Linked DNA regions of Homo sapiens: all the other regions are linked to region 3. The links are chromatin loops, found by intact Hi-C in ENCODE. Cell type or tissue: IMR-90. All regions are shown on one strand.

The links. Peaks named below come from ENCODE experiments on the same cell type or tissue, not always from the same donor. Only the 100,000 strongest peaks of a DNase experiment are listed, where the experiment ranks them.
Region 1: it touches region 3 in a loop (11-fold over the local background); 36 of 110 quality-filtered maps call a loop at or near these places.
Region 2: a loop joins it to region 3, with 5 times the contacts of the local background. A loop is called at or near these places in 4 of 110 quality-filtered maps.

The regions. Positions count from the first base shown.
Region 1 is chr1:203,365,382-203,373,381 of GRCh38, reverse strand. LOC102723529 (a long non-coding RNA gene) reads right to left here and starts at 399. Exons shown (of 7, transcript XR_922438.3): 1 at 270-399. In IMR-90, a CTCF peak has its summit at 4,074; DNase peaks (open chromatin) are centred at 4,091 and 6,721; H3K27ac peaks cover 245 bases; H3K27me3 peaks cover 264 bases.
Region 2 is chr1:203,035,868-203,043,867 of GRCh38, reverse strand. It overlaps PPFIA4 (PPFI scaffold protein A4), which reads right to left. Exons shown (of 30, transcript NM_001304331.2): 2 at 4,626-5,258; 3 at 370-471. The coding sequence starts at 4,859. Among named protein-coding and RNA genes, the nearest start is that of PPFIA4, 13 kb to the right of the region's middle. RefSeq lists enhancers at 1,772-2,271, 2,272-2,773, 4,455-4,614. In IMR-90, CTCF peaks have their summits at 3,542, 4,362 (motif pointing left) and 5,226; DNase peaks (open chromatin) are centred at 4,337 and 5,467.
Region 3 is chr1:203,483,553-203,491,552 of GRCh38, reverse strand. It overlaps PRELP (proline and arginine rich end leucine rich repeat protein), which reads right to left. Exons shown (of 3, transcript NM_002725.4): 2 at 7,396-8,000; 3 at 201-4,847. The coding sequence ends at 4,672. Among named protein-coding and RNA genes, the nearest start is that of OPTC, 6.6 kb to the left of the region's middle. RefSeq lists an enhancer at 1-93. In IMR-90, CTCF peaks have their summits at 3,615 (motif pointing right) and 4,025 (motif pointing right); DNase peaks (open chromatin) are centred at 3,682 and 3,992; H3K4me3 peaks cover 226 bases; H3K27ac peaks cover 1,071 bases.

The DNA of each region.
Region 1 (8,000 bases), 120 kb after region 3:
TGGGAGGATCTCTCGAGCCCAGGAATTTGAAACCAGCCTAGGCAACATAGTGAGTCGAAAGAAGGAAGGGAGGAAGGAAGGAAGGAAGGAAGGAAGGAAGGAAGGAAGGAAGGAAGGAAGGAAGGAAGGAAGGGAGAAAGGAAGGAAGGAGAAAGGAAGGAAGAAAGGAAGGAAAAGAAAGAGAGAGAGAAAGGAAGGAAGGAAGGAGAGAAAAGAAAGAAGGAAGGAAGGAAGGAGGGAAGGAAGGAAAGAAGGTATTTTTTGCTCACATAAAGTCCAAAATGGGTCTTCCTGACTGGCAGGCAGCTCTCCTCTGAACAGTGATCTGTATCTGGGTTCCTTCTATTCTATGGTTCCACCCTCTTCATCCACTGGCTCCCAAAGTGGGAGAGGAAAATCGCAAAGGACTGTGTGGGGTAGACTTACGCACCAGGCCTGGAAGAGGCCCGTGGCTTCTCCTCACATTCCATTGGCTGGAGCCCAGTCAAATGGCCACAAGGGAGGCTGGGAAATGTAGGGTAGCTGTGTTCCCAGGAAGAAGAGGAGCCAGTCTCTGCTCACCCCTGCCTCTTTCTTACTTTCCTATTTTGCCTGTGGTGAAGATATCTTCACCAGATATCTGTTAGGGCTGGTTTTTTAATATGTGGTGAAGCTCAGCTGCTTCGCTTATTTTTCCAGACGGGGATGCCCACTAAGTGTTACCTTCACATCAATCCCCAAACATGGTGGTGGCTCCCTCAGGCACTCCATTGAGAAGCATTTGCAGCCTCTCTGGGTCTTGAGTGCCAGGATTGACTGATGCAGAGTGGGTGTGGCGGCAAGGGTACCATTTTTTGGCCATCTTGCTCAAACAGCATTTTGGGGGTTTATTTCCCCAGCGGCTGTGTGATCCCAATGGTTGGGGCCATCATCCCAGAGGCCCATCACTTTTTTTTTTTTTTTTTTTGAGACAGAGTCTTCATTTTGTCACCCAGGCTGGAGTGCAATGGCGTGATCTTGGCTCACCACAACCTCCACCTCCCAGGTTCAAGCGATTCTTCTGCCTCAGCCTCCCGAGTAGCTGGGATTACAGGCACCAGCCACCACACCTGGCTAATTTTTGTATTTTTAGTAGAGATGGGGTTTCACCATGTTGGCCAGGCTGGTCTCGAACTCCTGACCTCAGGTGATCCACCTACCTTGGCCTCCCAAAGCCCAGCCGGCTCATCATTTTTTTTTTTTTTAAACTTGAGACAGAGTCTTGCTCTGTTGCCCAGGCTGGAGTGCAGTGGTGCAATCTCAGCTCACTACAACCTCCACCTCCTGGGTTCAAGTGATTCTCCTGCCTCAGCCTCCCCAGTAGCTGGGATCTCAGCTCACTGCAACCTCTGCCTCCTGAGTTCAAGCGATTCTCCTGCCTCAGCTTCCCAAGTAGCTGGGATTACAGGCATGCACCACAACATCTGGCTAATTTTTTGTATTTTTAGTAGAGACGAGGTTTCACCATGTTGGCCAGGCTGGTCTCGAACTGCTGACCTTGTGATCCACACACTTTGGTCTCCCAAAGTGCTGGGATTACAGGCATCAGCCACTGCACCTGTCCCCATCACTTTTATATCACTTCCTTTCAGTGCTCCCAGGATGATACACCCTTCTTTTCATTTCACCACTTTAACCCCTCTGGGCCAGTCTCTGTGTTCTAGTTAACCTCAGCAACTTGCAGAGCAGAACTGACTTGTATAAGGCTAATTGGAGAGGAGGAGCAGATTATGAAAGGCCTACAAAAACAGCCCTGTGGCCCAGGAGACATGAAGCAGTGCAGTGGACAGCATGATGCAGGAAGCAACCTGCTGGGGTGAACAAGGAAGACTGTGGACCTGTGGCAGAGGCTGAGGGCAAAGACGGCAGCCAAAGCCCTGGGCCAGAAGGTGGTGCAGGTGTTGCCAAAGTGACAAAGAAATTTGGCCTGGAGCTCCCTTCTCTACACCCTGCCCTCCCTCAGTTCCACTGTAGCTAGAGCGCTGGAAGCTGAGTTGCGGTGTCAAGCACATGTGGGCATTTGTGCCTGCCCACCTACTCACACCCCTATGGGGATCTTCATCATTGGCACTGACCCCTTCTCCATTATACCAGATTGTCCACGTCCCTTCCTGATGGCTAACAAGATGCAAATACATTCACATCCCTCTCCCAGGTGTGCTTCTCTAAGGTAACAAAGTCCTTCAGTTAATCCAGCCCTGAGGGACAGGAGAGATAGGGCAAGATCTTCAAGTCCCTAAATCTGAAAGGGAAACAAATGGCCCAACACTGCAGTCCTTGGTGTTAATGAGAAAGACCTGGAGAGACCGTTAAAATTACAGACTCCTGGGCCCCTATGCAGAACCACTGAATGCGAATCTCCAGAGGCAGAGTCTCCTTGGCTGCCTCAGTGGCACCACAGGGAATCCAGATGCACACCAAAGTTTGAGAACTACTGGCTTCAGGAGCCAGTTCTACAGAGTCTGAAATAAGAGATGCTCCGGAGAGAACCCAAGGTATCGTAATTCTGTAACATTAGCAATTGAAATGGGATTAGTAAAGATTGCTAGCACTTACTAACCATTTCTGATGTGCAGGTGCTATTCCTGTGTGCTGTACACGGCTTATTTCCTTCTCACGGTAACCTTACGAAGTAGGTTCTGCTGCTGTCTTCATTATATAGAATAGGAAACAGAGGCACAGAGAGGGTGTTCTAAGATCACATAGCTAGTAAGTAGCAAAGCCTAATTTGATCTCAGAAAGTCTTACTCCAAAGTCTCTGCTCTTAACCATTATGCCATGCTGTCACCCTTTCGCCTCTCTTATTAGGTGTGAGAGTTGAAAGGGGAGAGGTGGTCTAAAGAAGAACTGAGAGGAGGATAAGATAGCTGAGCTCCTTCTTTCCCACCTACCACCAATCCCCTCCACACTAAGAGGAGGATAATGAAGGGTTTCAGAGAAGAGATTATGAGAAAGAAAGGCCTCTATCATTTGCATTTCAGTCTGGTCACTTAAGTAATAACATCCCGCGGGTGCCTCCATGCTTCCCAGGAATGGCAAAGTCTGTTCCCTTTGTCTGCCATAATTATTTCTCTTCATTAACACCTGACAAGGTCCTACTGACCCTTCAAGTCTCCCTGGGAAGCCTTAGATAACTCTCCACCCTAACAGAGTCTATCATGACTTTTTATCTTCTTTTGCAATTATAGGTGTTCACATCTTCCTCTAGTCATTGTTCCTTGAAATCAGGGCTCCACAGCCCTGTTTATCATTGTAGTCCCCATGCTTGGCACATAAGAGGCACTCAATAAATCTTGTGGGAAAAAATGAATGAGGGAACGAAACATTTATTGAGCACATACTATGTGCCAGACGCTGCAAGACCTTATGGATCTTTGAAGATGTGTGGACATAGTTCCTGCTCACAAAGAATGTACAATCTTGTTAGGAGGAACAGATGTACCCCCAAGAAGAGTGAGACCTGGAGGCATCACTGGCCTCCCATGTCACTGTAGGTCAGTCACTGCCCTGCTTCCTCTTTTCCTCCTGGTACAAAGGGTTTATAAGTTCTCTGAGGACACTCCCTATTCTCTTGTCTATTTCTACATAGAGACATCATTAAATGGACCCTGTGTACTCGTGGTTTGGAAGGTGGAGGAGCCAGGGAGAAGGACCTGGAAAGAACACTTCTCGCTGGTACTGGGATAGAATGGTGGTTGCACAGTGAGCAGGAGAGGAAAAATGACAAAGGCCCTGGGACCCTGGGGAAGAAATAAGAGGCTTCTCTGACAGCCAACCTGGGAAGATGAAATGCTGCTAGGGGGTTGATTTGTATGTCTTGGGCACCAGTCAAAGGCTGCTTTCCGTAGTCCTGTTATTTGAGGGGAGTGGGAGGGTGGAAGGAGCTGCCTCCTTATCGCTTCCTCTCCTTAGCCAGTTCTGCTGAGAGCCCAAAAACCCTAAGACCAGATCGTCAACCCCAGCCTGCTGCACAAGATTTGTTTAGGCCTTGCGTACTAATTGGCTCCACTCTGGTGCTCCAGAAACTTAATTGTGAGCCCATCACGACCTCTTCTGTCCTCAGATAGGAATGTGCACAGGCTTGTAGCAGAAACTGGGATTGCACAAGGGACAGGATGTTGGAGGGTGGGGTGGGAAATCCTGGGTGTTAAGCTTTGCCTGAGTTGATGCAAGGTCATCTTCTGAAGGATGAGATGAAGCAACAAAGTCAGGAGGCCCAGCCAGGGCCACAGAGGTCAAGGAGGCAGAGGCATCCTATGAATTTCCCTAGTGGAAAATCAGGTGTCAGGACACAGGGTGGAAAAGTTAATGGATCTCCCAGGTCCTTGCTATTTTCTTTTTCTTCTGATTGCAGACACTTCCCAAATGACTTGTCCAGGCCTGGCCAGTCCCTCAGCAGAGGCTGGATAGAAGAGGTTAGGGTGGAGAGGTCAGCATTGCCAACAGGACTCTGGAGCCCCAAGGAACCCAATCTGTGTTCTTTCCAGAATGAGTCAGAATAGGCTGCCACAGCAGGCAGCCTTGCCGGGTCACCATTCCAGGTGACCGGGGCCACAGCACAGTCCATGCATCCCCATCCTGGTCCTGTGCAGGTGGGATTGAAGGTGCTCAAGCCCAGTGCTCTGGGACTGTGCGTCACATCCCCTAGCTGTTCATGCCCCTCTGACTTCAAGCCCCAGGCCTGATAACTGGCTTTTTTCTGTTTTGCTCTTGAGCCCCAGTTCCTTATCCCATGAGGACCTAGACTTCTCCACCAGCCTTATAGTGAAGGCTCCATCCATTGAACCCGTTTCTGGAAGCTGTTTCTTCTCCTGGCCCTCCTGCTCTTGCCCAGGGACAGAAGATCCCAATTAGATATCCATGGTAGCCATTCTTAATCGATCACATCACTCTTTCCTGTTTTTTTTCCGCTAAAGCAAGACTTAAAATCCCCCTTGACACAGAGCTCCAGACAGCCACTACCAAACCATTACACCCAGCATGGGAACTGAATCCTATTTGCCATCTCTGCTTTTTCCATTTGGACCCCTCCCAGGCCCTGCAGCTGGGACCTCTAGCAAGGACTGCCCTCATTTTCCCCGCCCCCACCCCCGCGCCTTGCCCCATTTCACCAGGCTATGCCCCAAATATGGCAAGAAGCTCAAAGATGCTAATTATGACTTAAATTCATTTTTCCTTCTAATCTCAAAGACTTGCATTACTCTATCCATTTTAGGAAGAGGGAAATTTTGAGGAGCGAAGAATGTACAGGACTCTTATTTGACTTATGGTCCAAAGTTGGGGAAATAATCCCCTGATAGGCTGAGCAAAGTCCCAGAGTGTAACCAGAACCCCCAGCTACATCTGATTTCTCACCTACTAAAAAAGCAAAGCACATAAGCTCCATCTACCTTAGGGGCAATCCCAGTTTTCACTCAGCAATAAACTCTCATTTCACACTTCTTTCCTGCTGCTTGCTGCTAAGTACAGAGATGTCTATATATACATAACTACCCTTGCCCTAAATGGGCCCAAAGCCCACCCCCTGAATGTATGTTTGGGACACACTGACTTAATGCAGATCAAAGGCACTGGTTTCTTAAACCTTGTGTTTCAGAATCACCTGCAAGCTTGGTAACATATAGATTCCTAGGCTCCATCCAGTTCAAACCAAGAATCTCCTGGATAAGGGCCTGAGACTCTGTGTTTATAACTCCCTGGATCAGTAGTCCTTAAAGTGTGAACCCCAGCAGCAGCCACACCTGAGAACTTATTAGAAATGCACTAACAACTCCTCAGGTGATTCTGATGCAATTCCAGTCTGAGAACCTGTTGCCCTGGGTGGTCCTGGGTAGATTCAAGTTTGGGAGCCATTGATCCAAGGGACCCTGTAGAAGTCTGACTCCAGCTGTGGTCCCTTGACCCTATCCAGTGCAGCCCAAATGGTAGGGAGCAAACCCTGGGGCATCTTTAGTCTTCTCTAGGTGACTGGCCTGTTGAAAGGAAAAGGCTGGAATAGACAACTTCTCCAAGGCTGTTGATATACCTGGCAGCAGTTTCTGTTGGCCGCCAGAGAGCCAGCCAAGCAAAGGCCCTTCTGAAAGGCTCTATTCAAAGCTGTTAAATGAGCAAACAGAATCGCTTTTTTCCTTTCCCCTGCACCTGGAGCTGTGACCAGAACTGTTGGCAGCTGCAGCTGTGGCCCCACGAGAGGGCCGGGGCAAAAGAAGATCAATCCTTACCTGCTGGAGAGCTAGGCCCCTGAGAAGGGGCTGGCAAGAGGGTTCAGAAGAGGGAATGTACCCCAGATACAGGGCCAATTCCTCAGAGTGGGAAAACCCATTCCTTCTCTGCATCCCTAGCACAGTGCTTACATTCAGACAGTGCCTGGGAGGTGGGCTGTGCTGCATGCCCAGCAGACGGAGTCTCTAGGGGTCTCAGACTGTAGAGGACAGGTGGACAGGCTGACCACCCACAGACAATTCAAGATGGGAACCTATTCATGCCCAGTCTGAGTCAAGGCACTGTAGGGTTGCAGCTGTGGACCACTTCAGTTGCAGATAGAGCAGAGATTTGAATCTGCCCTGTCCTTCAAGGTCCACATCACATGTCCAGAGCAGGGCTTTGTGCTGCACTGACCACTGCCCAGAGGTAATGACATAGTCGTGCATCCTGTCTCAGGGCTCTAGCAGTCTAAATCATTTCCCCAAGGCCAGTACAAGTCTTGGTTTCTGGTTTCAACTACAGTTTATTTATTTAATCTCCCATCTTCTGATTCACTTGCGGACCAGGAATCAACCCTCTGGTATTCTATCAAATCATAAGGCTTTTACTATATCAAACTTGAAATCCAGATGGACTGAAACCCATCACCACTCATGTTCCAGGAAACCATTCTTACCAGCCGTATGCTTGGGTAGCCTTTGTGCCCCTTCCCGGATCAATCTCCTTATCTGTAAAATAGAAAGATACCACCAACTTCACAATACCCTTCCATCACATTTCAGTCACTTAACAAAGCTTAATTACCTACTTACTTTCTCCTTTAAGTTGAGAAGCCAGTATGCAAGGCCACAAAATGGTAGAAGTGGGGTCTGAGTCTGGATTTTCTGTCGCCCTACATAGAATATCATGCTAGTAAGTTGAATTGTGTGCCCCAGAAAGATAGGCTGAAGTCCTAGTCCCCTGTGAATGTGACCATAATTGGAAATAGGGTCTTTGCAGATGCAATCAAGTTAAGATGAAGTCATACTGGATTGGAGTGTGGTGTCTATAAAGAAAAAAAAGGCAGGTTTGGGTACAAAGATACACAAAGAAGGCTATGCGAAGACAGAGGCAGAGGTTGGAGTGATGCAGCCACAGGCCCAGGAGCTCCAAGGATTCTTGGGAGCCACCGGACGCTAGGAAGAAGCAAGAAAGGATTCCTCTCTGAAGGTTTAGAGAAAGGGGCCCCGCCCGTATCTTGATTTCAGACTTCTAGCCTCTAGAACAGTGAGAAAATAGATTTTTGCTTTAAACTACCCAGTTTGTAGTAATTTGTTCCAGCAGCTCTAGGAAACGAACACTAACATTCTCCCCCAGACCTGAAGCACCACTGCTGACCTTTCTGTGGCTGGCCCCATTCCCATCGGCAGCCTTTACCCTCCTGCTGATCCCCAACTTTATCTGGCTCTACATAAAATAACACCATATTTCACATGTGAACCATTCTTTTGTTTGTTTTTTAGAGACAAAGTCTTGCTCTGTCGCCCAGGCTGGAGTGTAGTGGCACCATCATACCTCCCTGCAACGTTGAACTCCTGAGCTCAAGCGAGCCTCCTACTTCAGCCTCCCAAAGCGCTAGGGTTACAGGCATAAGCCACCGCACATGATCAGAGTTTAAAGGCTTTTTGATCTCATTTTATAGATGTGAAAACTGAAGATCAGGGAGATTAAGGTGATTATCCTGTGATACCATGACAAATAAGTGGAAGAGCAAAGACTGAACCCAAATATTCTAACTC
Region 2 (8,000 bases), 450 kb after region 3:
GCAGGGTCCATGTGATCCCCGAGCAGACATGAGTTACAGCCACCCCACTGTGAAAACACTGAAATACTTCCAAATGGGCACAGAGCTCCCGCCCCAACTGATACTACTCAAGGTGACTGCCCCGGCCTCTCCCCAGGACCCTGAGCTTTCTGTGAACCAGCAACTACAGGTGGAGAGCCCAGCACTGGTGGTTAAACGATGTAACTCTCACCCCAGGATGGGAGACAGGAAGAGGGAAGGATGGGGCTTGAGCTAGGACTGTGCCTGGCCCCACTCTTGCCTGCTCTCTTGGTCAAGGTGTTCACAACACACCCCCATACACACACACACACACGTGCGCGCGCGCGACACAAGGTCATCCCCACTTACCCGTGTGTTATTCCGTTCTGCTTTCAGTTCTGATATCTCTTCCTCCCGCTCTAGAAGCTGCTCCCGACACATGCTCAGCTCCCGGGTTAAGGTGGCAAATTCCTGAAAACCCCCAAGGCCCCTCAGTGCTTCAGGATTCACCCCCAAAGCAGTGTCCTGCACATGCAAGTCAGTGGTGGGATCCTCTCACCCATCCCTTACTTCCACCACCTCCCCCACAAAATCCCAATCCATCCACACTGCAGGTCAGTAAACCTGTAGCTAGCATGTGCTTCTCCAGAGGGGTCCACATCTCTGGGTCCTCCATGCATTCCATGTGTTAGAATCCAAGGGAACAGAGTTGTACACAAGAGTGAGAAAGTCACTGAGTCTGCTCTGCAGACCCTTCCCCATCCAGCCACCAATATGACCAGATTACATCCTCCCTCCCACCTGGCATTTCCATTTCTCCAGGAATTCAATGACATTTTCCTTTAGAAACTGATGGAGGGGAATTCTGCTTCTGGTTTGGTGGATTAAGGTCCAAACAGAAACTGATGGATATGAAAGAGGGAAGAGAAGGCCCAGCACAGTGACTCACGCCTGTAATCCCAACACTTTGGGAGGCTGAGCCGGGCAGATCACCTGAGGTCAGGAGTTTGAGACCAGTCTGGCCAACATGGTGAAACCCTGTCTCGACTAAAAATACAAAAATTAGTCAGACGTGGTGGCGCACACCTGGGTAATTCCAGCTACTCCAGAGGCTGAGGCAGGAGAATCACTTGAACCCGGGAGGCGGAGGTTGCAGTGAGCTGAGGTGGCACCACTGCACTCCAGCCTGGGCGACAGGGTGAGCCTCCGTCTCGAAAAATAAAAATAAATAAATAAAAGAAACAGGGAAGAGAAAGAGCTTTTGAAGATAATGCCTGCATGAGTGCCCCAGGGAGCTCTTCCAGCCCCATCCCAAGGCTTTGCAAACTGCAAGTAGCGGGTGAAATAAGCAGATCAAAGGACCTACCTACATAGGAGCAAGAGAGTATGCAGACCTGCCCAGTCAGGCTTTCTAGGAGCCCTGCTCAACCAAGCAAGGGCTACATCCCAGCTCCTGATGCCAAGGCAGTTGCCCTGGCTTTACCAAATATCCATGTACCAAGTATCACTTCTAGAGGGGCCCATTTCCACACTGTCAGGCCCAGATAACTTCAGAGACCTTGCCAGCCCACCCTCCCCCATCAGGACAAGCATACAGGGGTGAGAGACTGCTCCCACATTCCAGGCTCATCATATCCTGTTTAGCTAAACATCACCTCCTTCCAGGGAGGTTTTCAAATGAGTGGCCCCAACTCTGTGGATGTCCAAGGTCTAAGAGCGATGCAACAGGCCTCATCCCTGTCCTAACCTGCAGCCTCCCTCACACACCAAGGATTCATGACCAAAGGAAGAACTCCCAATCCCCTCTCATCACTCCAGATAGGGCAAAAGGGGCTAGAAGGGTTGTGGGAGGGCAGAAGGGACAAGAGATGCCAGAGCATGAGAAACCATGAACCTCTGACATTATTACTCAATTACTGCCTTTCTGTCAGGGCCATGGCCAAAGGTGGTCAAGGTCAAGCATCTCATACTCCAGAAGCCCAGGCCTGATGCTGTCTCACCCCTCAGCTTATGCACAAACACAGTCACACTTTCACAGGCACACACAGTCATGTACACATGCTTGTAACCAGAGACAGGGCTTGACAGCCTGCCACCCAGCCCTACACCATGACACCACCACCAAAAGGCTGGTGCTGCCCCCTCTCCTGGCCTCAAGCTCAGCAGCTGTCTTATCTCCCCCCACCACAGGATACCTGTCCCCTCCCTTCCACCTCTAACCTATCTGACACCCTGCTGTCTACAAATCTCCCAAAGCACAATGCTGTCTACAAACACAGGAGACGGTCTCCTCTGTCACCCAGGCTGGAGTGCAGTGACTCAATTTCAACTCACTGCAGCCTGGACCTCCTGGGCTCAGGCGATCCTCCCACCTCAGCCCCACGAGTAGCTGGCAGCATAGGCATTTGCCACCATGCCCAGCTAATTTTGGGGATTTTTGTAGAGATGAGGTTTTGCCACATTGCCCAGGCTGATCTTGAACTTCTGACCTCAAGCAGTCCATCCACCTCAGCCTCCTGAAGTGCTGGGATTACAGGAGTGAGGCACTGCACCCAGCCTACAAATACAAACTTCTTATCCTGGTTTTCAAACTTCTCTCTCATGTCATTTCCATATCACCTAAGACCCAGTCAACCTGGATCACCTGCTGCTTCTAAACACCAGCATGCCTTCCTAATATCACATCTTGGCTCAGTGGACTCCCTCCCCCTGGAAAAACCTCTGTCACCACCCGATGAAATCATAATCATCCTTCAAAGCCCATCTCAAAGGATACAGCCTTGCTGGGAGCTGTCCAGACTCCCCACGGGGAGGCTCTCTCCCTCTCCTGAAAGCCATTTGGAGGAGTGGTCAAGAACACCAACTTGGGAGTCCATCATTCAACCACAAATATTTGTGAGCACCTATCATGTACCAGGTCCTGTGCAGATCACTGGGGATATAGTGACAAGAAAGACACAACCCCTGACCTCATGAAGCTTCAGTGTGGGAAGTCAAGTAGGCCTGGGATCAAATCTCAGCTCTGCCCCTGTTAGCTGTATGATCTTGAATAAGTTACCTAATCTCTCTGAGCCTCATTCTCTGATCTGTAAGACAGACGTAACAGTCCTCCCTCCAGGTGCTGGTATGAGAGTCAAATGAGCCAATGTATAGAAAGCACTTAGCCCAAGCCCATCAAAAGCAGCTATTTTTATCACTGATACTGTGCTTAATAACCCTTTTGGGCCTCTCTTATCTTCCTCTGCATTCTCTCCGGTCACATGGGTGGTGTATCTCCTTCCTAGTCTATGAGCTCCTTGGTGGCAGGAACTAGTTCATTCACTCTAGGGCAACTTCAGAGCCTCGTGCACAGTGAAAGAGGAGGTCCCCACCTGCCCACCCAACTGCTTCACCAGGGCTCTGTATTCTTGTCCACCAAGCATCACTTTTGTGTAGGAAACTCACCCACTCAGGCCCAGCCCTTGTTCTCTTCCCCACACACTGGGAAGGGCCTGGCGCTGAGGCTTGAGCTCTTCGGCTCCTCAGGGCTGCCTTCCCAACCCCAGCAGCGCCCCCACTGGGTCAGGGTAGGCTATGCCATGTGTCCACAGCTGGCTTTCAATACCCATCTCTCTGCTCATACGAGGGGCAGAGAGGGCAGGATGTTCCCACAGTCACTGTGAGCACTGTCTCACAGACACACAACCCCCAGCCCTCTCTGGGTCTGGTTATCAGGCAGAGTTCACAGCTTCTTTGACAAGCAGCAGCTAAACAGCCCAAGAACCAAATCATCCAGGCTCCTGCTCCCTCCTGCATTCCCAGAGCATGCGCCATGCCTGGAATATCTACCAAGTGGGTGATAAGCAGGCATCAGCAGGGAGCTCCCAGGCCAATGCAGTGAGGGAGAAATAGGTGCAGTGGTGAGAAACTTAGCCCCAGGCTCAGTTCCTGCCTCCACCACACACTACCTGCATGGCCACGAGCAACTTACTCATCTCCCCAGCTTTAGTTCCGTGATTTGTACAATGGGATGATGGTGGTAACAGCACCAACTTCAGGGTTGTAAGAGTTTAGTGAGAGAATCCTTATAAAGTGCTTGGTCCACAGAAAGGACACAGTACACGGGACTACAGGACAGCTGGTGGTTGTGCTGTTGAGTGTGAGACAGGATGTCGAGACATCTGGCTGCTAGATTCAGCCCTGCCTATCATCTTCCATGTGATGTCTCTTGCTTTTTTGATCTATGCAATAACGGAGCTGGACGAGATGATCTCTAAGAACTCACCCATCTCTACTGTCTGTGATTCCCCACCCACCTCCAAGAATAGGGCACTGGAGAGGAGTACGCAGGGAGGAGGTTTCTTTCCAGTCTAGGGTGCCACCTACTGGCCGCCTGAGCTCACTGTAGCTGACACCTATGGCTGCGTTTTTCTACCCACATCAAATTCCATCCATTTCACCTTCCAGACTGAGGAGCATGGGAGTGACAGGGAAAGAATTCACGTAGAGAGATGAAGGAGAGTAAATGCTCAGTGAATTCCAATTATTGATATGCAAATAGATGCAGATGAGCTGAGGGCCCAGTGGATCTAGCAGGGCTAGAGGAGGGAAAGGGGTTAAGAGAGACGCAGGCCTTCGGGCCTTACCTGGGGGAGGGCGGAGTTAAGGTGGCGCTGGAGCTGGTCCCGCTCGTGTATGGCATCCTGGAGCCGGCTCTGTGTGGCCGCCAAGGTCTCCTGACTCTCCCGAAGAGACTCCAGCAACTTCTCCCGCTCGTCCAGCATGTTCACCATCAGCTGCTCGAAGTTGGCGTCAGCATCGGCGCCATGAGGGGGACCCAGGCGGTCCCCCTCATTGATTGTGGGCATCACCTCACACATGGTGGGGGTTGGCAGGGCCTTCTCAGCGTCAGGGGACAGGGAGGGACTCACAGGGTTGGCACCTCCAGGGGAACCCAGTGCATGGGTCTCAGAGTGGGCAGTGCCAGGCGAGTGGACAGGTGGGCAGGGGCTTCTCCCATAGCATCAGTTGCTTTTGCTCTGAAAGGGGCCTGGGGTCTGGAGTGCCCCTGTGGAACTGAGCCAGAAGGCCTGGCTTAACTTCTCAGGGCTGGGGCTGGGTGCCCTGTGTCCCCAGACATGCAGACAGCAGCCGAATGTGGCCATGACAGGCAGGGACAGCAGGGCTGGAAGATGGCCCTTCTCTTAGACTGAGTGCCGGAGGCTGGCAGAGTCCCAGCTGGATCTAGCGACACCCATCGTTTCTGGAGGGCAGTGTGTCTGTGGGAAAAGAGACTGCTGTGAGTACCAACTGGGTGGAGAAGGGCATCAGGGGAGGGGGTGGAGCAGAGGAGACAGGACCTGAACTAGAACATGGGGGAGGAGAGGGAGGTGCTGGCGCATGCCCCTTCTCCAGGCTTACTCACTCTGATGGCACCTCCTTAGTTCTCCCAAGGAATGCACATGCCTACTGCCCAGCCTCTGCCTCCCCCTGCTCCCCACAGCTGTCAGAAGTGCAGCCGCAGTGGCAGTGGTTCCCCTACCCACGTGGCTCACTGGCCAAATATAGAAATGATTCAGTCAGCGGCAGGGGAGCAGCCGGCAGGATGCCCAGAGTCCTCCTGAGACCTGGGGGTTGGAGGGGAGGAAATAGGGTCTCTGTGCCACCCCCAACCTTTTCCCCATCACTTAAGCCAACCAAGGCAAATGCAGATGGGTAGAAAGGACTCTTAGTGGGAGTGGCTGTGAGTCCTAAAGGCTGGACTCTTGGGGTCCTAGGAAACAGGGGCAGAGTAGTTCCTGCCCTGGATACTGGCACAACATGGCTAAGGGTTTGGAGAGGCACAGACTGGGTACTGGGGCAGGCAGAGAGCCCTGACCTGCTACATTGCCCATAATTCAGGGAGGAGGCTCTGGCTCAAGTCATTCCCCATTTCCAAAACCTGCCAAGGAGGACAGCACGCAGGCCTAGCAGACAGCAGGCTTGGATTCGGAGTTCACAGCCTCCTACCTTTGCATCAGAGCAGGGACTGAATGATGGAAAGGAACCCAGGGGTGATATAGAGGTGCAGGGTGCCACTCTCCTAGGGTGGGGCTACAGTGTGGCCCCTATCATGGCTGAGAATCTGCTCTCTTGGCGTCATTACCCATTGCTGACACTGCAGAAGTCACCAGTGAGGTCAGTCAGCATGTGCATAGCCTGGCTCTGCTGATACGTTGAGCCTGGCACAGGAGCCCAATGGTCAGAGCAAAGGAAGCCGGCGATGAAGTAACAGGAAAGTAATGAGAAAAAGGCCGCATGCAGCGAGGGATTTCTCTGCCTACAATCAGATTCCAACCTCCCTGTCTACGTTAGAAAGCTACCACCTTAGTCGTTTTTCAGAGAGGACTGTCTTCAGAGGTCCCAGTTGCAGGACAGAAGGGGTGTGAAGCCCTCAGCACAGCAATAGGCACACTGGAGGTGGCCCAAAAATGATATTTTCCCTCCTTCCCCTCTCTCTTATCTTATGGGAGACACAATGAAAGCCTTCTGTCTACCCTCGGGGTGAGAATAACAGGCAGACTAGGAGGGTCAGGGTGGACAAGAAGCATCAGGACCCAGTGTGAGGTAAGAGGTCAGACACTGCACAGGCCTGTGGCAGGACTGAACCCAGCAGGGAAAAGAGAGAAGGGCCGGGCCTCTCCTACCTGGACCCCCTCCCCAGAGTACTGATGCTCTAGGCAGAAACAGGGGAAAGGAAGAGGGAGACTAGGGAGCAATGTGGGGTCTAGATCTGAGGAAAGTTAGTGCACCAGCTTGAAAATTCAGAGCTCACACTCGCAGCCCTTCCCAGAGGGGCGCAGTAGTGCAAGCAGGCACGTGGGCATGCACACACACATGCCCCAAGATAGAAACACAGAGACCTAGAACAGATACACATGTGGCCACATACACACTCCCATGCATAGAAACTGGACACAAACTCTGGTCAAGGGGATCCTTCCCCAAGCCAGACAGCCACTGTGGAGGGCAGGGTCCCAGAAGGCTACAGAAGTAAAAAGTAGAAGCTTGGTCTGCCTCCTCCTTTCCCCAACACTGCTGCTGCCAGGGCAGCCTACTCGCACCTCCCTGCTCCTCAGAGCAGCTGGGAGTGGAGAGGAGGGGCTGCTGCCCCAGTCTGTCCAGAGCTGCCATCTCCCTGATGCTGATAACAGCCGTTCCTCCAATTCTCCCACCCACCATGCCCAGGTCCCTCCACCCTGAATGCTCCAGCCCTGAGGCTGAAAGGCCATATGGCCCCAGCCTACCCCCCCAAGCTCATCCACATCCAGGCCCACCTCCCCATCTTCCCCCACCCCTCCACACACACCAAGATGCCACGAGAGGCCAAAAGAGAAGACTAGGCTAGGGAAGGGGCCCCTTGTGGCAGAGGCTAACTTTGGAGAAGACTGTAGTGTGCCAGGAAGGAGCTTAGGTATCCCAGGAATGGCCCCAGCCCAGCAGATCCCCAGGCAGCCCGTAGCATAGCATAAAGGAAGAAGCCCAGAGCAGGGACTCAGGAGACTGGGGTACAGTCCTGCCACAGACCAGCTGGCTGATCTCAGGCTTGTTATCACCTACTGAGGCTTCGGCTACAAGACAAAACCCACAACCCTGGTTTTGCCTTCCTTAGAGGGATGAGATCATGGCTGGGCAGCAAATGAAGAGTAGAAAGCACCCTGTGATTGCACGGGAATGTGAATTACCTTAGTGTTGGCCACCTGTGGGTGGAGTTTTTAAAGCTTCTTACAGGAAAGGGGCTGGAGAAGTTCTCAGGAAGGAAGAACAGGACCTCAGGCTGCCCACTGTGAGGTACTGGCTATCTGGTCCAACTTGGCCTCCCCAAATCCTCCTGGTCATTTTAGCAACTGAGAAGCTGGCTTTGGTTGCTTCTCTTCTCACTAGCCCTTTCCTGGCCTCTCTCTAAACCAGGTGCCAGCGAGCAACTCCACTTCCCCTGGCCAAATGGCATCATGTAAAGCTGGTCTGAAGATAGCCCAGAG
Region 3 (8,000 bases):
TGTACTCATGCTGTTTCCTGTCCAGGTGGCGTCTTTTTTTCTTTCATCCACCTGGCAAAATCTGATTTATCCCTTAAGAGCCAGCTCACATGGTAGGAGTCTTTCTGGTTTTCCTCAGGTAGAGGTAAAAGCCCTTTCCTTTATACTGTTCATACACAGTAGTTTCACTCGTGTCTGTGTGAAGCGACCACCAAACAGGCTTTGTGTGAGCAACAAGGCTGTTTATTTCACCTGGGTGCAGGCGGGCTGAGTCCGAAAAGAGTCAGCGAAGGGAGATAGGGATGGGGCCATTTTATAAGATGTGGGTAGGTAATGGAAAATTACAGTCAAAGGGGGTTGTTCTCTGGTGGCCAGGGGTGGGGGTTGCAAGGTGTTCAGTGGGGGAGCTTTTGAGCCAGGATGAGCCAGGAGAAGGAATTTCACAAGGTAATGTCATCAGTTAAGGCAGGGACCAGCCATTTTCACTTCTTTTGTGGTGGAATATCATCAGTTAAGGTAGGAACCAGCCGTCTGGATGTGCACATGCAGGTCACAGGGGATATGATGGCTTAGCTTGGGCTCAGAGGCCTGACACACAGCATTATTACAAACACTTAGGACACAGAGGTATCCATTCATGGATTTCTTTCCCTTTACCAAGGTATGAGTTCCTCAAGGATGTGCTGCTATGTATATTATCCATCCTTGAATGCGTAGCTGGGGACCTGGCATGTGACCGATATCCACTGAACATCCGTGAAGTGAACCGAAGTCGATGTTTAGTAGCCAGGTAGGAGCAGCGAGGGCGTCACCTGGCAGTTCTCATTCTAAAGAAGATGGTGTAGCCTGGGAGGGTCATGAATCCCACTTTTGCAACCAACCTTCCCTCAGAAGAGAGAGTCTGGGACACCCTGTTCTAACCCTTCGGTGGACTTCCGCATGGCATGTAGACCATTCCAGATGACTTGGTCTATGCTCTCTGTCCTTGAGATGGCTCTTTTACTGTTTTGTATGCACACTACATCTCCCCAGTTAGTCTGTAAGCTTTACTTGGGCAGGAAAGACGACCGTTTTGTGTCTTTCTGTGTCTGCCTCAGTACAGAGCTCCTGGGAGACCTTCGACAATTTAGTACATGTAGCTTGAAAGAACCCGAGGCTTTGGGTTTCAAAGGCAGCTGTCAGATTTCTGGTCCGACTTTAGGAATATATATATTTTTTTGTCTGTGGGTGGGCAGTCTCGTGGAACTGAGGATTAATTTTTCATGAGGGTTGTGAGTTTGCGAGAAATTCTTCAAGAAATGGCTTTGGGGCTGGGCATGGTGACTCACGTGTGTAATCCCAGCACTCTGGGGAGGCCAAGGTGGGAGGATCACTTGAGGCCAGGAGTTCCAGACCAGCCTGGGCAACATAATGAGACCCTGCCTCTATTTAAAAATAATAAGAAAAGAGGAAAGAAAAGGCTTTTGGATAGCTTTCGTAGGAATTTCTTAAGAGTATAATCTTTTCCCCACTCATCTTGTTAGAGCAATTAAGAGGCTTTGGGGCTGGGCATGGTGGCTCAATGGTAGGGGGTGGGTGGCAAGATGACTTTATTTTTATTTTTATTTTTATTTTTTTTAAATGAAGTCTCGTTTTGTCTCCTAGGCTGGAGTGCAGTGGTGCGATCTCGGCTCACTGCAACTTCTGCCTCCAGGGTTCAAGCAATTCTCCTGCCTCAGCCTCCCAAGTAGCTGGGACTACAGGCATGTACCACCGCACCCAGCCAATTTTTGTATTTTGAGTAAACAAGGGGTTTCACTATGTTGGCCAGGCTGGTCTTGAACTCCTGACCTCAGGTGATCTGCCCGCTTTGGCCTCCCAGAGTGCTGGGATTACAGGCGTGATCCACCACGCCTGGCTGGCAAGATGACTTTGAAGTGTTATTCTTGACCTGTTCACACCGTTGAGTTCACGCAGGGTGTTTTTCATATTACTTTATTTCCTGTACTGTGAAGTGTGTTGAAATGTGGAAGTTATTTCACAAAGTTAACAGGGTCTTCAAGACAGAAGAGATATACGTGCAGAGTACACACATACACCTACGTACACACCTGTATATGTCGATGACGACAGCATGGAGGGAATGAACTTGTGCATGGAGAAGGGGGCTTTTTTTAAACTTGAAAGAAACCAGCCCATTCTGTGTGTGTTTGGAGGAGGGGAGCCTGTAAAGCCTATTTACCTTGAATCCCCTCTGGCTTACAGCTGCAGAGAGCAAAGGAGAGCAGACATATTCTAGATTGGGCAGTGGGATGATGGTGATTGCGTTGCTGCTCAACGAGTCTGGGTTTGCAGGATCAAGGTAATGACCTCTCCCCTGAGGGCCTCATCAAAGGGGCTGAGGCTGCAAGCTGTGAATAAGATGCAGAAGGGGCTCTTATCCAGGCCGAAGCACCAGGTTGCTTTCGGCCATAATAACGTGTGGACTTTAAGCAGGAGCCTTGAAGAAACCAGCTGCAGCTAGAAAGAATGCGGCGATTGTAGTGGAGCACGGGGGAAGGAGGCTATGATGAAATGGGCCCTATTTTCCATAATTAGCAAAAAAGAAAGGTGAGAAGGAGCATAATGGGAATTTCTTGAAGTTAGGGACCCAGCTTAATCCAATTTCTTAAAAACCTCTGGAACTTTTTTCATCCTAACTTGGGGGTGGGCACTGTGTCTTACTCATTTCTAGAACATCCATCCTCTATGCCTCCCACCAATATACACACGCAGGGGGCTGAGAAGGGGCAGCATCCCTTGGAGGAAGTTAGGGGGAAAGGTGAAGTCGAGGCAGCCCTGTCTGGACCGGGTTCCACTTGGAGACCTGCCAAGCTGCTCACCTGGGCCAGGCAATGGAGGGTGGGGAAGCCTCTGGGGGAGGGACAGTCCATACAGAAAATAAATTACTGCAAGGGAAGGGGCAAATATTTAGGACTTGTCCTGCATTCGAGTATGATTTAAAGTGTGGAGCTGCAGACTCGGAACATGAGCGCCGGAGGGACCTCAGAGGAGCATCTTTTTTTTTTCTTTTTTGAGACGGAGTCTCACTCTGTCGCCCAAGCTGGAGTGCAGTGGCACAATCTCGCCTCACTGCAACCTCCGCCTCCCCGGCTCAAGCGATTCTCCCGCCTCAGCCTCCCAGTAGCTGGGATTATAGGCGCGCGCCACTATGCCTGGCTAATTTTTTTGTATTTTAGTAGAGACGGGGGTTTCACCATGTTGCCCAGGGTGGTTTCGAACTCCTGAGCTCAGGCAATAATCTGCCCGCCTCGGCCTCCCAAAGTGCTGGGATTACAGGCGTGAGCCACCGCGCCCGGCCGGGAGCATCTTATCCACCTCCTCGGTTTACAGATGAGGGAGCTGAGAAGGCACCTGGGAAGGGCCTACAACAAACGGGAGCCGACTATGTCCTCACCTGGGCTCACTCACGATGGGAATGAGCCCAGCCTGGGGACGTTTGTGCCCGCTAGACCCTAGAGGAGAGCGACACCATGCACACGGCCCATGGCTCTTCCGTGTTGGGACCCCACGGGCCTCCTCCACCGAGGAAAATCACCCCAGGAAGAGGGCCAGGCGCAAGACTGGGACCAGCTGTTACTCCCACCAGCCACTAGGTGGCACCGATGCGTCTGTCTCCGAGGAGGAGGCGCATTTTCAAACGTGGAGGGGCTTCTGGGAGACGTCCAGGTGCTCCGCCCCTTCCTCCCTGTTTCTCAGGAGCCGCCTCCCGAGGGTGGAAATGGCTGGGCCGCGCACACTGATGGAGAACAGATGGCGGGGGCGGGGCTGCCTCTTCCTTCCCCCGCCCCCACAAAAACACTGTGAACCCTCCTCCCTAAACCCGAGGTTGGGCAAGGGGGCCGCAGGACCCATCGACGTCACGCGGGCCCATCCCGGGCTTGAACCCTTCCCCTCTCCCATGGCTGCTTCCTAGTTCCTTGGGCCATTCTTCTCCTTGGCTGTTCCTCCTGAGGCCCAGCCAGGAGGGCGTGTGCTATGTTCACCCTGGAACAGAAGGGGGCGCCCTGCGCATCCCTGTGTCCTGCTGGCCAGATGCAGGCCCCTGCGGGAGCCCTGACCCTGCACCCTACCTCCGTCATTCCCTCGCTCCTCCTTCCCGATACCCGGGCCAGCAGGGCCAGGGCGATGTCTGGTGCCGGGGAACCAAGCGGCGGAGCAGCAGCTTTGCCAGAAGGGATCCTTGGCCCAGGAGAACTGGGTTTCTCGGCCTCTTTGAGCCAGAGCTGCCGAAGATGGAGGAGTCCCCAGGGGGACTTTCTGAACCTTACCTCCGGGCTGTTTGCTCGGCCAGGACCAAGATCAGATAGTCCACGGCCCAGATGTACCCAGGAGTGGCGGGTGGGGGAGGAGAGAGAAGGGGACACCAAGTCTTTAGACACATCTGTGTTTCTGGAGCAAAGGGAAACCACAGAAGGCCAGGAGTTTGGGTGTGCACTGGGTGTCTTTCAACTGGGTGGAACCAAACTGAGTCCTTGAAGTCTCGCTCCTGAGGCTGCAGAAGAATAGATGGCTTTTCCCTGCCTCGAGGGTGGGATAAGGGAGGCAAAGCTGGGAGAAAGAAAGGGAGAGAGAGAAAACGAATGGCCGGCACAGGTGCCTGGGCCCCAGCCTTCAAGTGCGGTCAGAGCAGATCCGGTGGCGGAGTAGGGCCTAGATGACCACGGACTGCAGGAGGCGGAAGCACATCATGAGGTCCAGCGGGATGGGCGGCTTCAAGTAGTTTCCATCCAGCCGCAGGTAGCGCAGGTGTGGCACGTTCTCCAGGTCCGAGGAGAAGTCATGGAACGCCACTAGGTCGTTGGGGCAAATCTGGGTTCCGTTGATTTCTACGGAAAAAGAAGACGAGAAATCAGAAGGGAGTGGAGGCTGGCGGCCAAGATGAGGAAGGGGAAGGGGGAAGACACCCGAGAGCAAGGACTGTAGACTTCTCTCTGAAACTGGCTAGCTTTGGGAATGTGTGATCATAGATGAGCTGCCTTGACCTCCAGGCTCAGTTTACTCATTTGTAAAATGAATTAAGTTGGAATTGATCAACAACTGTTATTGCAAGTTAACTCTAGAGAATTGGAAGTAAATTTTGAACTGGGCCTTCAAGAATAGGTAGAATTACAACAGGTGGAGACCTGGGGGATGGTGTTCTGATAGAGGAATCTGTTTGAATGAAGTTGTGGAGGCCAAAATTCTGCTTGTGGGCGAATCTGGGAATAGTAATAGTGCCCAATGTGATGTACTAAGGAGAGTAAGCTGGGAAGGTAGTTAGGCTTTCACTAAGAGGCTTTTGATCTCTGGTCTGAGGAATGGCAGTGAACAGGACTGTCTTTGTGAGAGCGATGTTATTAACAGGATACTTGAACCATGGTATCCTGGAGCGTTAAATCTGGAAGGGTCCTTAGAGATCCCTATGTTCAGGTTTATGCTGTACAAAGATAATCCGGCTACACTGTGGAGAAGCAATGGAGTAAGGTGAGATCTGAAGCCAGTAGGTGGATGTGAAAATTACTCTGCAGGTTTTCCTTTGAATTGGATGTGAGACATGAGGATGGGCAAAAGATGGTAACTGAAATAAGGATGACAGGAAGAGGAAAGAGGATCTGGGGAGAGCTCCGGAACCCCCGGGACATGATGAGCCTACTGATTCTGAAGGGTCCATGGCCTGAGATTCCATTTCCTCCATCACATCTTGTTGGATGCCTGTGGCACCAGGCATGCCAGCATTTAAATGAACTGTTTTATTCTCCCTAAGCCTTGCCTCACTTATCATTTATGGAGGAGCAGGAGGAGGAAGAGTAGGCATCATCTTCATTGTAATTGTCTTCCTCTTCCTTTTCCTCGTCTTTCTTCTTTGCCATTGGAGTAGCAGAAGGGCCCTGACACGGGGGTTTTCTCTTATGAGCTTGGGGCTGTGGCCTAGCCACCCTCATGCTGAGTTCTTCAATCTGTGAAATGGTAAGAGTGGTGCCTGCCCTGTAATCAGGGGAGAGAATGTTGGCAAAGGCATTTTGTAAGCTGTTTAAAGACAGTACCAGTGGCAGCATTATGGTCATTGTGAAGAACGTAATCACCCCACTGACCTAGGCCCCACTCAGCCCATTCTGTCGGGTAAAAGGCACAGGAGACAGGCTGGATGGGGTGGGCTCATGTGGGTGAGGTGTGAGTTCTCTGACTTCAACCTTAGAAGGTTGGGATATCCTCCAGCAACCTGTTCTTCCACAATCTGGTAGAGACCTATCAGCCATTTATTAATCAAGGTATCCCTTCTGTCTGTATTTTGGCCTCATAGCTTCCTGGGGGTAATGTGTTTTATTTTAGTGTGCTGTCTCCAGGGTAAAATTATACAGTCTTCCCCTTTTCCCATTTTTTTTTTGTAAGATTAAAAAAAAAATCCTCCCCTACTTCTTGAAATTATCCCAAATGAGTGAACGATCTATTCGCCCATTGTTGGTGTCGGTAGAGACACCAACAATCTCCATCTCATTCTTTGGTTTGGAACCTAAGGATCCCCAAATATCATTCTAGGGGTCCTTCTCTTTTCCCTCAATCCCTCTCTTCCCTTCTGCTGCTGCATCCCTTCTGTGAATGTAGGCTGATTTTGTTCAAGGACCAGAAAATATTATTTCACTTCTAAACCTTTCTGCTAATGCTCTGCTCCGAGCTGAAATTTTTGATTGAAGCAAAACTGCAACTTCCAGCCTCCTCTCCTGGGCTGCAATTGATACTCCAAGTCCAGAACCCTGTAAATGTCACTTAGGCAAACTCTTCCTTAAGTGCACCTAAACATCGCACCCTTCCAGATAGATTCAGAAAGCACCAGCATGCAGACCTTCTTTTCCTGACTGCCACATTTTTACCAGTTGCATACCCTGAATCAAAACCCAGGCTCAGGCTTGGGAAGAAGCATCTTCCCACAGGGGCAGGTTTCTGCAGAGGGCAGACCCAGGACATTTCAGGATAGGTATTTAAATGTCTCTGTTCTGTTTTTAGCAGAATGTCCAGGAGTATATTCCATGTCTACCCTACCTATAGATCCAGTTGCCAAGGAACTGGGGCTGAGGAAGAATGGAGGAAGAAAACCTATGACCCTCCAAGTATGGTATTCTGGGCACTTTCTCCATATTAAACTATTACATCCTCATATCACCTTTGTGATAGAAGATATTGTTACCATTCTCACTTTACAGATGAGGAAACTTCCCAGACTGGTCAAATATCTTTTCAAGGTCACCCAGATAGCAAGTGGCAAGGCCATGAATTGAAGTCCAGTGCCAAAGTGGATGCTTTTTATACCACCCCACCCTGAGTCTCCCTAGAGAGGGTGGAAGTGCTACACAAGCCAACCTCCTTGCCTTCGGCCCCGCCCCGGCCCACCCCACTCACTCTCGATGCTATTGTTGTTGAGGTACAGGTGTTCCAGCCTGTTGTTGATGGCGGGCACACTGCTGATCCTGTTGTGGGACAGGTGGAGCACAAGCAGGTTGGAGATATTAAAGGAGTTCTTGGGGAGTCCCCTGTCTGTCAGCTTGTTGTAGTTAAGCCGAATGAAGGCAAGATTGGGAAAGCTCTTGAAGTATCCGTTAGGGATGGTCTCAATCTTGTTACTGTCCAGGTAGAGCTGGTGAATGGCGGTGGGGACCCTGGGCGGCATCTTTCTCAGGATGTTGTGGGCCAGGTTGAGCTGCATGAGGTTCTTGAGGCCATGGAAGGTGTCGGGCTTGAAGACGCCGTCGCTCAGCCTGTTGTGCTGGAGATCCAGGAGCAGCAGGTTCTCCAGCTTGCTGAAGACACCAGGCGGGATTCTGGAGATGTGGTTCTGGCTCAGCCTCAGCTGCTCCAGGTTCCGGGGCAGGGCCGAGGGGACCTCTTCCAACTGGTTCTTCTCCATGTAGAGGAACACCAGGCCGGGCAGTTTCTCCAGCACCCTCTGGTCTATCTTGCGGATTCGGTTGTTGTCCAGGTTAATCCATCGCAGGCCTGTGGCATTC